2 separate regions of the Mus musculus genome follow, and region 1 is linked to region 2. Evidence: chromatin loops called from intact Hi-C (ENCODE). Cell type or tissue: heart. All regions are shown on one strand.

The links. Peaks named below come from ENCODE experiments on the same cell type or tissue, not always from the same donor. Only the 100,000 strongest peaks of a DNase experiment are listed, where the experiment ranks them.
Region 1: it touches region 2 in a loop (6-fold over the local background); 15 of 42 quality-filtered maps call a loop at or near these places.

What each region holds. Positions count from the first base shown.
Region 1 is chr8:40,987,404-40,995,403 of GRCm38, reverse strand. It overlaps Pdgfrl (platelet-derived growth factor receptor-like), which reads right to left. Exons shown (of 6, transcript NM_026840.3): 5 at 6,460-6,599; 6 at 4,622-5,089. The coding sequence ends at 4,901. It overlaps Mtus1 (mitochondrial tumor suppressor 1), which reads left to right. Exons shown (of 14, transcript NM_001005863.2): 13 at 759-856; 14 at 1,771-4,492. The coding sequence ends at 1,984. Among named protein-coding and RNA genes, the nearest start is that of B430010I23Rik, 26 kb to the left of the region's middle. In heart, a CTCF peak has its summit at 3,649 (motif pointing left); DNase peaks (open chromatin) are centred at 1,123 and 1,903; H3K27ac peaks cover 245 bases.
Region 2 is chr8:41,039,158-41,047,157 of GRCm38, reverse strand. The region is part of intron 5 of Mtus1 (mitochondrial tumor suppressor 1); the gene reads left to right. Among named protein-coding and RNA genes, the nearest start is that of Gm16193, 9.9 kb to the left of the region's middle. In heart, a CTCF peak has its summit at 3,430 (motif pointing right); DNase peaks (open chromatin) are centred at 787, 5,307 and 7,497; H3K4me3 peaks cover 2,962 bases; H3K27ac peaks cover 3,561 bases.

The DNA of each region.
Region 1 (8,000 bases), 52 kb after region 2:
AAGGGAGCCAGGATGGGATCAGTGGGTCACCATGTTCAGTGACTTTAAATGCCTATAACCACTCAACTGATCAGTTTGTGTAAGGCTGGAAAGAGCACAAGTGTCCCTTGGCCTGAACTGAGCAGGGAAGCCTGCTTTCTTCAGTTACTTCTTTACCTAACCTTGCTACATTGTATCTCCATAGGGCCACCTGGAGGTAAATGCCAAAACCATCCTGGAATAAGTTTAAGGCTTTCCTCAGTATGGCCAAGACCTATAGGCTCCCTCCCTTCCTCTTCTCCTTCCTTCCTCTGTCTAGTTTCTTTTTTCCTTCCTCCCTCTCACCCTCCCTCTGTCCCTAACTCTCCCCCTTCCTCCTCCTCCTCTCCCCGCTTCCTTCTTTGCGTATGTGTACACGAGTGCTGTAGATACAGGGGTTGTGTGAACGGAGACAGTTAAACTGCAGTGTTTCCTTTACTGCCTTGAGGAAGAGACCCAGCACCCATGGTCACCTAGGCAGGACACCAGCTCCCAGCAGGACATCTCTGAAAGTGTCACCTAGAATAAAAACATTACTGCCTAGCTCTCTTATTTCTGTGTTTGATGAACACATGTCCTCACCGTGGTCGGTGTATGAAGACATCAGTGTGCCACTATGGCTCCTCCTGATCAACTTGTTGATGGTGCCGTGTATTGGGAATATGCTTAAGAAGTGAGAGAGTTTATTTATTCATTTCTTATATATATATATATAACTACAAACCTTGTTTTATACTAAGGTGGACAATAACACAGCATTGGTTGACAAGCTGAAGCGATTCCAGCAGGAAAACGAGGAGTTAAAAGCTCGCATGGACAAACACATGGCAATTTCAAGGTAAACCTACAAGAGTCTATTTCCCCTTTCCTCATCCTCGGACATCTACGGTCCCTTCTGGCTACGCTCCACCAGGCACCTCCCAGGCATGTGAGAGAAGCAGGAGAATGGTTCATGCATTTACCAAGGTGCCCTAGACCTCTCACCTAACTGCAGCTCACTAACTGTAATGGCGCTGTCAGACAAGGGGTAACAACACACGTGAACAGAAAGAGGCCTTGAGTTAAGACAGAAATAAAACAAGCCTTGTGCAAGTGCCCCATTGCCTACTGGGAAATCTCCCAAAGACTAGAGTTGCCAGCAATTACTCAGGATTATTTATTTGGGTCAGGCTTGAGGCTCTGGTATTCGGGAGTTTTGCTTTCCTTTTTGTGGTCCACAGACCTTGAGCCAGGGGGCCTCACACACATTAGGCAAGTCCTCTAACACTCATCTATATGCTTCCTTATTTGTAGTAGTTGGGTTTCTCAGCTTAAAAAAAAATCTATGACCCATATGCCAGTGGTGACACATGCCTTTTGTCCCAGCACTCTGGACTGCTTCAAACAGGTTAAGTTAAAGGCCAGCCTGGTCATCAGAGTGAGTTCCAGGACAGCCAGAGCTACACAGAGAAACCCTGTCACAAACAAACAAACAAACAAACAACCAAACCAAAAAACCCCAACCAGGAACCCTATGTTTGGTTGATAGTCCTGGGAGGCCTGTCCTTTTCTGAAGAGAAGTGGGAGGAGAGGAGGGAGGGGAAATCGTGGTGAGGATGAGCTATATGAGAGAAAAATCAGAAAAAAAAAATTGATGACCCTGGACAAGAACCTGTGTATTCCCCCAGAAGAAGTTTCTTGAACCTTCAGATATAAACAGTAGTAGTTCCTTTTTGACTTGGATTCATATGCTCTCTGGGTTTTGTTTTCCAGGCAACTTTCCACCGAGCAGGCCGCGCTGCAGGAGTCCCTTGAGAAGGAGTCGAAGGTCAACAAGAGACTGTCCATGGAGAACGAGGAACTTCTGTGGAAACTGCACAACGGAGACCTGTGCAGCCCCAAGAGATCCCCCACCTCCTCGGCCATCCCTTTCCAGTCCCCCAGGAATTCTGGTTCCTTCTCCAGCCCCAGCATCTCACCCAGATGACGGCTTCTGAACGCAGGAGACTCTCTGAAGGCACTGAGGTGCGCTTCTGCGGGACTGACCCGAAGTTCAGAGTTCATGGGAACTCGAGTTGCTGCGTTAGCTCTCTGGAATATCCCCAGGATATCGGGAGAGCAGCCGCCAACCGTTTCAGCTACGTACGAATAGAGAGCTCCAATAGGAGACTTTTAACTTGGTCCAAAAGCCTCCTCCAAAAACAGATTTCGGAACTGAAGTGGACATAGTTGCACAAAGCACTTACGGAACGAGGGAACCTTGTTCTTTGCCTTCCTTCACCTAAGCATAGGGGAAAACTCTCAGGGCCCTATTAAGATAAAGATTTATAACCTTTATAATGTTCTTCACCAGAGACACCTTCTTGTGATTTTTATTTCAGTCTGACTGTGGGCAAGGGGGGTGTGTGTGTGAGTGAAATGGGTGTACTGGCGTGTCACGTGACTGTCATAGCCCCGCCCCCTGCTGTGTATTAAAAGTCAACAGCTGTATATAGCTTGGCCTGTATTAACCAAGTCATAATCGGCACACGAGCGTCAACAAAAGCCATAGAAGAGAAAGCAATAGTGCTTGAATTTCCCCCCAACTCATCTCAGCACTGTGCCACGGCAGGGCTCGGGCAAGACAGGAAAAGCCTTTGGTTTCTTGATGACTGTACATTTATTTCTCTGTTGTTAGTTTTTCCATGTTCGGCATTATCCGTTGATAGCAGTTTTTTTTTCCCCCTGTAGATTTTCACGAGCCTAATTGCTATACTCTGATTCATTTTCTCAGGCTATGAGCAAATGTAGTTCCCTAATTTTTCTAAATACAAATCTGTATAAAGAGTAAGGGGGCAGTACCAATGGATGTTTCTGGTTTATTTTTTTCCCTTGAACCCAAGCTAGCTTCATAGCGCTAATCCTCCGTCTACCCTCCTGTTGTTCTAACCTCCGCCTTGCCTTCTCCTCCATGTAGAGCCACGGAAGCAAAGCGCCCTCCTTCCTACCCACAGAGTGTGCTTTTCCAGGGCCAGTTTATCTTGGAGGTGCTGAACCTGTTTCCCAAATAAGCTAAGCTCTGGTTCTGACACTACACAATTTTAGAAACCCCGGGGGGGAAACCAGTAAAGGCATTTTAGCATGTACTAATCCACATGAGCACAGAGTTAAGCCAACAGTTCTGTGTTGAGTAGATCCAAGAGCGGGAATGCTGACTTGGGCCCCTCTGAGCATTCTTCCAGCCACTGGAATGGAACAGAGTGGCCAAAGAGTGAGAGGTATGGCTTCTGCAGCTCCTTCACACTGCATTCAAAATTCAGATCTTCGCTTACCATCTCCCTAGGCTCCAAGGCTCTGTGAAAGTTAGAAGGATAGCTGTGGCTCCCCACCACCCAACCCACAAACTTCCCTGTGCATGCCGGCATTGCGATGTCAGTATTTACTAATTCATGGTCAATGCTGCTCAGATAACCCCTATAGCGAGGACAGATTCAGGATACTAGAGGTGAGTCATCCTAGACTTCTGCACTACAGAGCTAACTGATAGTCATGATGCATGCTTTTTATTAGGGGTTGTGTTTGAAGTCTCTTATCTCCAATAGTTTATGATGTATGTAACCTACCATGTTTGCTCCCGATAAATAGGAATGATTGCAGCTTCACTGCCACCTCCTGGAATAGCTCTGCTCCTGGTCCCAAGTTGTTCTCAATGATGTTAGCCAAAGTCAGGTTTGTCATTTATGCCCTAGTTATGGTAAAGCTCAAGTGTTGACCTGCCATCCCTCATACCACGTAGATGTCTGGGAAGTCAAATCTTACAGCAATTAAAATGCCTAGAGAGCATTTAAGGGTTTTTTTGTTTTGTTTTTTAAACCAAACATTTTATGTACAATACAAAATTGTTGACACATCGTTTAAAAAAAATGTGGGTGTGTGAACAACTGTAGTTTATAGCAATGGGAAAGTGTATTTTACTTTGATCAAATAAATAATGCTGGAATATTCAATGTAAGAATGGCAGCCTCTGACATACTTACTCTTCAAAGCGTTAAGTTATATGCTCCCCCTTCTCATCCCTCCTTAGTTAAGGCAGCCAGGCGCCCTATGCTATTATACAGAACTTAGAACCCAATGCCAAAATTTGTTGTGGCTGAAATTGGCTCACAGAGCTTGAGTTTAAGATTAAGCTTTTCAAATTCAAAATACATGTGTCAGAGAACGAAACTTTGGCTAGTTTGAATGATTCTTCTGCAAGGCGAAAAGAAAATTGGAACAGCTGTGGTCTTAAGTGTTTTTTCAAGACCGGTCTTAGCCAAAGCTGAATCTTCTTCAGTCCATTCATCTATGTTATATTAAAGGCTAAGGTGTTAATAGTGTACATGCAGTTATTTTTGAATAGAGGGGTTTAAATCAGTACTCTGAGTGTGGCGATTTCAATGTAAAAAGATGTGATTTTGATACCTTTATAAATGAACTTGTGCTAGCTTTGATAAAGTGACATATCTAAGCATTTGAATCTTGAGTCCTTGCTTTTGAGTAAGCCGTTGAACTTGGCTCAAACATCAAACAGAATACTAAGCAACACAAAGATCACTGTCAAGCCCTTCTGGATGTACATGCTAAATGACACAAGTACTTAGCTCACTTTTTTTTTTTTTTATAAAATCTTGCTCATTTAATAGAAACGATTGATACAAAGTTGTTGACATGTTTTCTCAGTATAAAAAGTAGAAACATGGCTGAGTCAAAATACATACTTTAGTTAGGAAAGTTTATACTTCTATTAATAGACTAGTGACTTCCTTTTAATTCGGATGTCTGTCTGACCCACTGGCAGGGGTTGGTCCTTGGCCTCCTATAAAGCACCTGGAAGCTGTGTGTGCAGATGGGCATCCCATTGGTCCACTACTCTTCACTTTCCAAATCAGGAAAACTCAACAGTGGTCGCTACTGTGGTCTGTCCTCGGAGATTCTGAGCTGTGCATATGTAGTAGCCCGCATCAATGGTCTCAAAGTCTTCCACGATAATGACACTCTGGGAGATTCTTGTGGTGTGTCCCAGTCCTCTGTGAATCAGTCTCCAGGTGTCCTGGATGGTCACAGGCCTTTCGTCCTGGTTAAAGATGGCACACAGACTAAAGTCACATTGACAGCTGCTTCCCTCACTCAGTTCCCATCCACCAGGCCCATTCAGTACAAGCTCACAGAAGGCTGGTTGGTATGCTGAGCTCACAAGCGGAGGGTTTTTGTTTTTGATTGCATAATTACTCAAGGCTGCCTTTCCCTTCCTCCACTCCTCCCCCAAGTGGGGTCTTGAATTTCAGGATGCTGTTTTTGTGATTTCTTTTTGCTTTTTTTATATGTAAAATGAATTATTTTGGGCCTCTATGGGGGACCAGCATAAACATATCTATATGAGCAGCATCTTTTCCCATTGTGTCACCCTCACACTGCCAAGTGGTTCTTGTTTATGGAACTTAAGGTCAAAAGCACTGACTCTGTAAGTGAAGAAGAGGCAGGAAAGCAATTAGGCTAATGTTCCTTGAGACTACAGAGGGAGGCCAGTTGTACCAAGGAAGGCTAAGATAATGCCCTAGGCAGCATGAGCATCTATTCTAGAGGACGGTGACTTGTAAGATCTATTTCAGGCAGTTGCAGCAACGAGAACAGTGTTTTCTAAATTCAATTGATAAGGGTGATTATAGTATCACTTAATGCTTTTTCTCCTAATAACAGCAATATAAAGGGTCACTCTATGGAAAAGCAAGAATGTCTAAGTAGAACAATGTATTTAAAACAACCAACCTAACATCTAGATGCTGGAAAGCTCTGCCCTCCTGGGATCCTTATTTTCCACCCCTCACAGGCTAAGCAGAGCACAGGCTACCTAGAGTGTCTTGGGAGTGTCTCCTCTGGCAACCAAGTTGGTAGCAGAGCTGTTTATTTCAGTGAGCAGACCGTGCACACAGACTGGGGACTTCTTTTATAGAAGACTATTTTTAAATGAATGATGCTGACCTCATATCACCTTGTGAACAGGGTCTATGTTTCAATGCCCCCCTTGGAGAATGTCTGCTCCAAAGCTTTGTGCAGGCGTTGTGTGGGGCTCCATGGCCTGCAGGTGCCCGCCTTTCTCCCACTGGTGTCTTTGAAACTTTGTGCACTGTGAAAGGTTAGAGCAGTCTAGAGTGGACCTAGATGGTGATGTTGAAAGCTGAAGTTCAGATGTAAGTAGCCTTGCCCCGCTTCCTGCTGCAATCCCTAAGGAGGAACAATGAACACACCACATACAAAGGCCTCTTGAGTGATTGCCTGATACAGCCATCCACTCTTTTTCCTCCTCTTTCTTTAAAGCAAGGTATTTTGAAGTGGACTGAAATATCTTAGAAGACAAACGTTCCCTGGTTCCTGTCTTATCATAAACCTAGTAGGGTCTCTCTAAGCGAGAGAGCTAGCTGAGTGAGGCTCCAGTGTGGCACTTACCTTCTGCCCAGGAAAGAGCCACCTGAATTCAACCTCCACATCAGGCTCCCCGAGGACAGTGCAGAGCACGCTGATGTCATCACCGCCCCTCACTTTGTTAGAGGAGGCCAAGATGGTTGTTGATGGAGGGCCACTAGGAACTGGGAACAAGCAGGAGACAGAAATGAGATCCATAACTGATGGTAAAGACAAAGATGGTACGTTCTCTCTGGGGAGAGGAAACCTTTTCTATAGCTTCATGAGGCCAATGCTAGACATCCCTTTTGATTGCCTTAGGACAGTGGTTCTCATCCTTCCCAATGCTATGACCCCTTACTACAGTTCCTCATACTGTGGTGACTTCTAACCAAAAAATAATTTTTGTTGCTACCTCATAACTAATTTTGTGGCTGTTACAAACCATAATTTATATTTTCTTTCTTTTGGTTTTTCGAGACAGGGTTTCTCTTTATAGCCCTGGCTGTCCTGGAACTCACTTTGTAGACCAGGCTGGCCTCGAACTCAGAAATCTGCCTGCCTCCGCCTGCCGAGTGCTGGAATTAAAGGCATGTGCCACCACACCCGGCTATTTTTTCTTTTTTTATTGGATATTTTATTTATTTACATTTCAAATGTTTTCCCCTTTCCTGATTAGTCCCCAATCCCCTATCCCATCTCCCCTCCCCCTGCTTCTATGAGGGTGCTCCCTCACCTACCCCACCCACCCCCTCCCACCTCCCTGCCCTCACATTCCTCTATGCTGGAGCATCGAACCTTCACAGAATCAAGGGCCTCCCCTCCCACTGATGCCTGACAAGGTCATAACATTTTGGAAACAAGTCTTTATTATGGCCAGACCACTCAATGGGTAATTTTGATGGCGGCCTTCAGCAAGGAGATGTGCTAAGAACTGGGACTAGAGGAGCAAGCCAGACAGATGGATTGAGCTCTTACAGCCCACAGTCTAGCAGAGTGTGCAGCCCCTGAGTGGGCAACTGTAATGCTTCATTTGAACTTGGAAGAAGCCCAGAGTGAGCCTCAAGGTAACATAGACTGAGAATCAGGCAAGGAGCTAAAAATTGAAGTCTCAGCACTAAGCTTAAGAGACACAGATTCCTGAGCAGTCTGAGTTAATGGGAGGTGACTCGGAGGAGTGGACGAGGCCAGAGCAGTGGTGCCAGCCACACGAGGCCTGGCAAGAACTTTGTGTTTCTGTAGGTAAGAACATAGCTGGATGTATTGATTAGAACAGCAGTCAGCAACCCTGCAGAACATGGTTTCGAAAATGAGGTGGGCAGATGGGAGGAAGGTATTCTTGGTAGCAGTAGCCAGAGATGGTGATAGCTTGAGTAATTAGATCAGGAATTAGAAATGGATCTGAAACTTAATAGAACGAAGTTTGAAGGGTTGGATTTCTGGTGACTGATGAGCAACTATCCCTGAGGTAGAGGACATAGGTCAACCATGCCTTCAGGGCAATACTGAGTTTACTGACGGGCATGGGACTGGGGCCATTGAGGTCCCCTGGAGCATCTGAGTACAGATACTACCTGGACCCATGG
Region 2 (8,000 bases):
AGTGTGATAGCATTGAGCCTCTTGGCTATTCGAGTTGGTTCTCTGTCACATTCACAGTGATTGCATTATGAGTTGTTTTGCAATCATTTCTGTCAACGTTTGCGAAGTTTTCTTGTGACGGCTACTTCAGAGTGGAGCGCACATGCGTTGTATAGTTGCTTGGATAATCATATTATTTTCAAAAAGCTTCATACTAGTTTCTGATATGATCCACAATATAGAAGCACTGGCCATATGCTGGCCAATCGCTGATTGATTGATTGATTGATTGATTGATTGATTGATTTTTAAGATATTTTATGTATTTTATTTAATGTTGTAAAGACTATTTTTTTTAATGTGTGTTTTGCCTGAATGTCTGCCAGTGTACCACATGCATTCAGTACCCTGGAAGGCCAAAGAACAGTGTCACATCCCCTGGATCTGAAGTTAGTTGTGAGCTCCCATGTAGGTTCTGGGAACTGAACCCTGTTCCCCAGTAATGCGTTTAATCTGTGAGCCATCTCTCCAGCCCCTGATTGAGGGGTTTTTTTTTTTTTTCGGGAGTGGGTGAGGGGGGAGTGTATGAAATAATATTTGAAAATTTCCATCATTATTTTAGTTTAACAGTTATTGTAAAGAAATTCTGTTACCTCCGAAGACAATGAAGAAGCTGTGACCTTGTGCGGCTCGGACGTTGGTGTAAATCTTGATTCTCCTCCTCTCTATTTCCGTCCTGACCTCTGGCTACTTGCTAAGCCTCTCCAGGGCTTGAGTTTCTCGTCTGGCTGCACGGGAATGTTCAGGAGATAAATCCCAGTGTGGGAATGGGTTTGACCGTGTAGACTATTTTCATCCCTAGCTCTCACATGGTAGCTGCCCCTGCTGCTACTGCTATCGAGGCTAACAGTACTTCTTGTTGATCGCTTTTCATGGCTTTACATTGAAGGCGCCTCCCCAATCCCACCCTGATGTGTTCTAGGAAACCCTCAAAGCAAGTGGGGAAACCCACTGAGGCTATGAACCACCTTCCAGAGGTCTAGCCGGTGTGGTTTATTTAAAGGGTATTACACTATGGAATTCTAGGCAACACTGGCTCTAAATAAAACGTGCCTGCTGTTTATGAGGAAGTTGTCATACCCACAGCATTTACCGTGGCTCCGACACTCATAGTTGCTCTTGGGGATATCTCAGGCATCCCAAGTTGTGTTTACCCAGTCCGTGGACTCCTTTATAGATCATCCCTGCCAGGTGCCATGGTGTCTGCCCTGGGAGCAGGAACACACCTGCTCCATCTGTGCCATTTCATAAACATGGCCTGGGGTCGTGTGGCTTTCTACATCTCCTTTCTCCAATGTCGGGAGGTGGTTGAGAGCTGCAGACCTACTCTGGGGAGGAGATGAGATGCCGCCACACTGTGCACCTGCTGTCTTTCCTTCTTATGCATTGGTGATCTCAACTTTGCTCTCGTGTTGAAAGGGCCGATACCATCTGGATACATGGAAAATTTGGTACTGAGCGTTACGAAGAATGGATCACTTGGTGAATCCCACTGCAACAGTGGCTACCTTTTTGGCTGAGAACTAGATCTCTTCACCCAGGGCACATGAATGTGTTCTACATAGAAAAGTTGTAAGTGTAGAAATGAAAAAAAAGCACCATGAATATAGACCTGAGTATAGAAGGCCTTCCAGTAACATGCATATAACAATAGAGATTAATAATTGTGACAGCACATGGTTTGAGCTTCCTTTTGTTAAATCATGACAAACAGTAGTAAGAACAAAGCCAGACAATGTTACTACATTTGCTCTGTGTAGCACTCTCGAAAACTAGCAAGACAGAACCAGCCTCAGAGTAGATGCTAAAAGGGCCTATTGTCTTGAGTCACCTCTGTCAACATCCTTATTGCATTTTTTTTAACTGAGAAAGAGAAGTCACTATGTGAAATTCATGGGGAACCAAATAAGAGTCCAAGGTAGCCAAAAACAATCTTGTGGGCGGAAAAACAAAGGCGATGGTACCATAATTCTTGCTTTCAAGTCTGTAATTAAAACAGTCTGAAATGGGTATGAAGGTAGATACATAGACCAGTGCAATGAATGGGACAGCCCAGAAACAAACCTGTGGACTTACAGTCCGCTGAACCTGGCAAGACTGACGAAAATACCAAGCAGAACCGTCCTCTCTCCAAGAGATAGCGTGAGGAGAATTAGATGTCTGTGGGTGCAGCGAACTCCAGCCTTCATCTCACCTCATACACAGTAAACAACTCAAAATGAATTAAAATAAGACTCGAAGCCCAAAAACCTCAGGAGGAGAGGCAGAAGGGGAGCGTTTCATGGCTTTGTCGTTGTCCGTGATTTCTTAGATTGATACAGAAGCCTGTGGCAAGCAAAATTGGACATGTGGGACTCCCCAACTCTTCTGCTTAGCCAGGGTGACCGTCGGTAGCATGGTAGGTGGCCTACGAGATGAAGGGACTGTCTAGAAGCCATATCCCAATGAGGGCTGACTTACCAAAGAGGAGTCAGGGTGTGGAAGGAGCTTTGATCTGCCAGGTATGCAGCATTCTCACCATAACTGATGTAAGAATAGCTTACATATCTGTAGGTAAAGAAAATGTGATGTATCTATGCAATGGAATATTAGTCACAGTACGATACAAACAAAGTAAATGGGGCCAAGGAGATGGCTGGGTGGTAAAGGTACTTGCTGTGAAACCATAGGACAAGGTACTTCGGGTTATCTGTAATCTGCTGTTGGGGGATGGAAATTGGGAGGGGAGACGCAGAGTCTCTGCAGACTCGGGGCCAAGGTACCCTGGTGGACGCAGCCAAAAGGGTGACAGACTATCCCAAACAATAGATGTCAAAAGTCTGATAACTGATGGTCGTCCCCTAGCCTCTCCACGCACAGTGTGGCACATGTGGCACTCACAGGCACGATCGCACGGACATAACAAGCACAGAAGGGAGAAAGGAGTCTTGCTGACTCCGATTACTTTTGGTAATCTAAAGCTGTGAGACTCGTAGCAGCGTAATATGTAATGGCTTCTCGGCACTGGTGCTGCTGGCCAGGAAATGGGAAGCTGCTGTTGAGAGATTGCAGTTTTGAAAGATCAGGACGTTGTTACAACACGTACAGTTACGGCATAGTTAACAGTAAGTAGCATAGGCTTAAATTTTGTTGAGGGTAGATATTGTGTTCTTGCTATAATGAACAGAGATGACACACACAACAAACAACAACAACAACAACAACACAAAACCAAAAGACTCAACACTACCAAAAGCCAACTAAAGTCTATTCCTTTTGAACGGCTCCTCCTTATGTAACCAACCAAACTTTGCTTCACTGGTTTTCTGTGGTCTTTGCCTTATGCTGATCCTTAGGACGTTACAAAGTAACAGCAGACACCTTTCCTCTTTGTTGCACTCATGCCAGGTGGCCACCAGGGGGCAGATGATGCTTGGGAAAGAACTGAAGCTGAGCCGTTTGAAGCTTGTACCTAAGCACAGTTTGTTGGTTGGGAGGAGTTTTTTGTTGTTGTTGTTGTTTTTTTGTTTTTTTGTTTTTTTGTTTTGTTTTTCAAACAGGAGCTACATTTGGTTTTCCTTTACACTGGTATTATTTGCATTATTTCAGCTTCTTTCTGCACTTAGGGAAAACGGCTAATATTTAATGTGCATGGGATAGGTAATGATAGTGGAGTTCAAATAAACTTTTCTTATCTTAAATTTATTTATTTTTTTAATTGTAAATTTATTTTATTCTATGTGTGTGGGTGTTTTGCTTACATGCATGTCTGTTTATCACATGCGTGCATGAAAGGGTGGGACTGGAGATGATTGTAAGCTGTCAAGTAGGTGCTGGGAACTGAACACGGGTCCTCTGGAAGTCTAGCTGTTACCTGCCAAGCCTTCTCTTAAGCCCGTTAAAATGAAATTTTTAGTAAACGTACCTGATTGGTGACTGGATTGGTTATTTCTTCCTTTGGGTAGTGTAAGCTAGTGGATTTCTTTGTGACAGAATAGTTTACTGTTAACAAAAACAACCCCAACCCCTGAAAAAAGAGCCCACCCAGAAACCAAAATCGGACTATGTGGACAGTGGTGTGTCTATTTGTGACACCAATCTTATTTCTCATTCAGTTTATAATTTTGAGTCTCACTGATACCTTTTTAACCGTAATTTTGATAGCATAGGGAGAGCTTGTGGTTTTTTGTTTTTAATATTCAGAATTTGGGGACAGGTGTTTTTAACAGTTTTAAAAATAACAACCTGTGATCTAACAGAGGAAATCAAAGCTGGAACGTCTGTTTCTTTGACTCTTAATTCAGTGGTGTGACCCTCTGACGGGGATCGCCAAAGACCATGGGAAAATGTTAAGATTCATAACAGTAGCAAAATTACAGTTATCAAGTAGCAATGAAAACAGTTTTATGGTTTGGGGGGCCCAGCATGAGGAACTGTATCAAGCTATAGTAATTCCATTGTTGTTGCTGGTTCTGTTAGCAGGGAGGTGTTCATTCAGGAGGTTGGTTGGGTGTGGGTGTGCTCGCTCAGCCCCACAGTGACCCTCTGTGGGTTGCCATCCTCTGACAGGACAAGGCATGGGGTGTGAGCAAGGGGGTGAGTTGCTTCAGTTCTCCTCTTCTCCTGTCCCCTCGGATTCTCGGATGCTGTGTGGGATTTCTGAATGGGTTTTTAACATCTAGTGAGCTGTTAATGGAGTAAGGTTTGTTGCCTTGTGATATTGTTTACCGAGTCTCAGAAGCAGCAGACCTGGTACAGGGCTAACTTTTCGTTTTTAGTGTGGCTCTCAATACATGAGAATTAGAGTTGACAATTTGACAACCTGTCATTAGCACAGTAAAAAAAAAAAAATGCTGTTTATTTTAAAGATTGGAAGTATTTGTTGCTTGAGGGTTTCGCTCTGTTGGCGTGTTTTTCATCCAAGTAATGAGGTTTATGTATATCTAGGTAAAGCACCTGGGAAAGTGCCCAGGGATAATAGTGTGACCCTGTGCAGTTAAAAAGCAATGGAATCGGTTCACCGATTGCTCTAATGAAGTCTTATTTCTTTCTTTCTTTATTTAGCCTAGCTAATAAATAGACATTAGGCATGTGAGGTGGTTTATTTCATTTCGCCCCGTTCCAAATAGTGACAGGACCTGCGACATCATTGGCTGTTACATAAAGCTCCCGAGACCACCCACTTTCTCCTCCCCTTTCCATCCCAGTCGGGAACCACAACAACCCGCGGCATGCACAGTGTGATGTAATTCAGGCTGCTTGCTTCCTGAGCTGCTCCTCACAGATCTTGCTCAGACGAAGGGCATTGTTTGTTAGCAACATCTGGAAGAGCAAACGGAAGCCTGGAGCTCTGGGATAGCTAACTCTAGCTACCCCCCCCCCCACGCACCCCCCAATCTGGGTGGCCTGGCATTAGCATGTAAGCTTGTTTTTCTCTGGCTGTATCTCTTGGCCTGGAAGAACCCCGAGTTGCCAAGAGACACAGTATGTGATGGTCCCTGGAAAAGCTGCTTCCCCTGCGAAGTTCTCCCACTGGCTTCGAAGACATGCTGTTGTCTCCCAAATTCTCCTTATCCACCATCCACGTCCGCCTAACCGCCAAAGGACTGCTTCGAAACCTCCGGCTTCCTTCGGGGCTCAGGAAAAACACTGTCATTTTCCACACAGGTTGGTCCTGCACAGGTCTGCTCAGCACCGCGCGCGGGGAGGGGAGGTCGGAGATATGCTGATGAACTTGCTCATGCTTCTCAGGTTTCTATGGAGACATAATTGGGCACTAAAGCCCTCTTTAAGGAGAGGCTTGACTGGTTACAAGGAGCGGTAATCTCCTGTGTTGGGCAGGAGGGTACTTTAGTTGTGTGCCGGCAGCTGTAGGCTTGTCTGTGTTTACCGATGCAGGATGGTTGCCTTGGAACTTTCTGGCGCTCTCCTCTGCCACCAAATCTGTAAAAAAAAAAACCAAACAAAAACTGAACACCTGTTAATTCACACCTATCTTCAACTGATTTTTGGAAATAGGCTATGAGCACATTGAGACAGGATTTCTCTTTGCACTGAGAAAGGAGCCGGTTGTTTCTGTGGTTTTGTTTTACAGTTTTTCAGATTCTCACTAGAATGGATAGGGAATAGGAAAAGAGCCCCACATTACAAACATCCCTAAAATCACCCCAATGCTTGTGGAGGGCCGGTAAGTGGACCACACACTTAGTTTTCTAAGTCTTCCTAGCGCAAACACTTGTGGTCATAGACTATTGCTGCTGATGTTTGTGTGCGACGCTGCTGCTGCTGCCACCTTTCATTCTGTGCCCAACGTGAGACATTCCTGGTGTGTCTGTCCCTTCGGCATCTGTAAGCCTGCCTGCTCAAGCTCAGGTGCTACGGATTGCAATGGTGGTGAGTTAGGTCGATCTCACTGTGTGATGGCCTAAGTCTCCTTATGCTTGATTGGGGCTGCTGTGTGTTGCCTTCAACAGGCTTGCTTCGTGGTCATGCGTGATTTTTCTGTGTCACGCATGTGTTTCCTGTGCACCTCTTGTTTTTCAGTTGGCTCTTCACTGTCCCTGCTGATTTTTTTTTTTTAATTCAGCTGACAGCTTTTCATTTTCCCAGAGGCATCTGCCTTCCCTGCAGGATAACCTGGATATATATATATATATATATATATATATATATATATATATATATATATATATTTTTTTTTTTTTCTCCCCAGCTTCCCTTCCTCATTTCATAACTCGCCTTGGCCTGGCATTTGCGTTGGCTGGCCTTTCCTTCTAGCTCTCATGGCTGAAGGTAAATGAACAGAGCTGGGGCTATGCCCAATCCAAATGCCACTGTGATTCCCTTCAGTCCTAAAATAAAAGTTGAGGGCCAATGGGGGAGCTCAGTGGATGCTGAGGCCTTGGCTTTAATTGCCCGTACCCTCAAAATAAAAATATATTACAAATATATAAAAAGGTAAAAAAAGTGTGCTCTATTATTATTACTATTCTTATTAATTTTTTTCATACAATTTTCACCCTATTATTTCTCAGCCTCCCCAGTTCATCCCACCTCCCTATGTATACAAGCAAGAGTGCTTTATGTTAATAATTTCCACGTTCCAAAATACAAGCAACTCTCAATATTAATTTTTAAAACTAACGCAGGGCCTGCTCTAAGGTAGAAGACAGGTGACATTTCTGAAGAATAGATTTTCATAATAAAGTCAGAAAAAAAGAAGGTCTGAGGGCACTGTGTCATCCAAAAGTGGCTCTTTCTGCCCCGGACCCTGCCCTCTCTCACTGTTGTGGAGTCTTGGTTACCTTTCCGATGGTAGGTTAGCCAGACGCAAACCTACGGAAGTCTTTGATAGCCTCACACTGACTTGGGAGGTTGGTATCTGTTTTAGTTGCTGGCCTTTGTAAGGTTAATGCATCTTTGAGTTTCATGGTTCCCTACTTCCTCCTCCTCTGGGTGGAGGAGGTGCTGGGGGAGGAACTGGGTCTGCTGCATGTTTGGCTGGTGCTCTACACACCCAGCCTTTATTCCAGTCGTCTTAACAGTGCGAACCATTGCTGAGTCAACAGTGGTTTCGTTGTTCCACTGGCTGATGGCTTAACATTTGATTGTCTGTAGTATTTTTGTGAAGCAGGTAGTTTGAGCAAAAGACCTAAGGCTTTAAAGACCAGAGTTTATCTAATAGTGGTGTTTTCATCACATATTATTTTCTGAGTTTATATAAGTATTCTAAAATCCTTTTGCTGAGAGTCATAATGTTTAGACCTAGAACACACTTAGCAGTGAGCGTGCACCGTATTTTACACCGGGAAGTCTGCGGCCTGGACACATGAACTAACTTGCCCAAGAGCACACAGTAAGTAGAGATGGGAACACAACCTGTGACCTCTGTTTAGATTTTTTACCTTAAAGATTTTTTTTTCTCCAGCTGCGACTGCTGCTCTGACTCTCAGCACCAGAAACTAGGGGTGAAGGTGAAACAA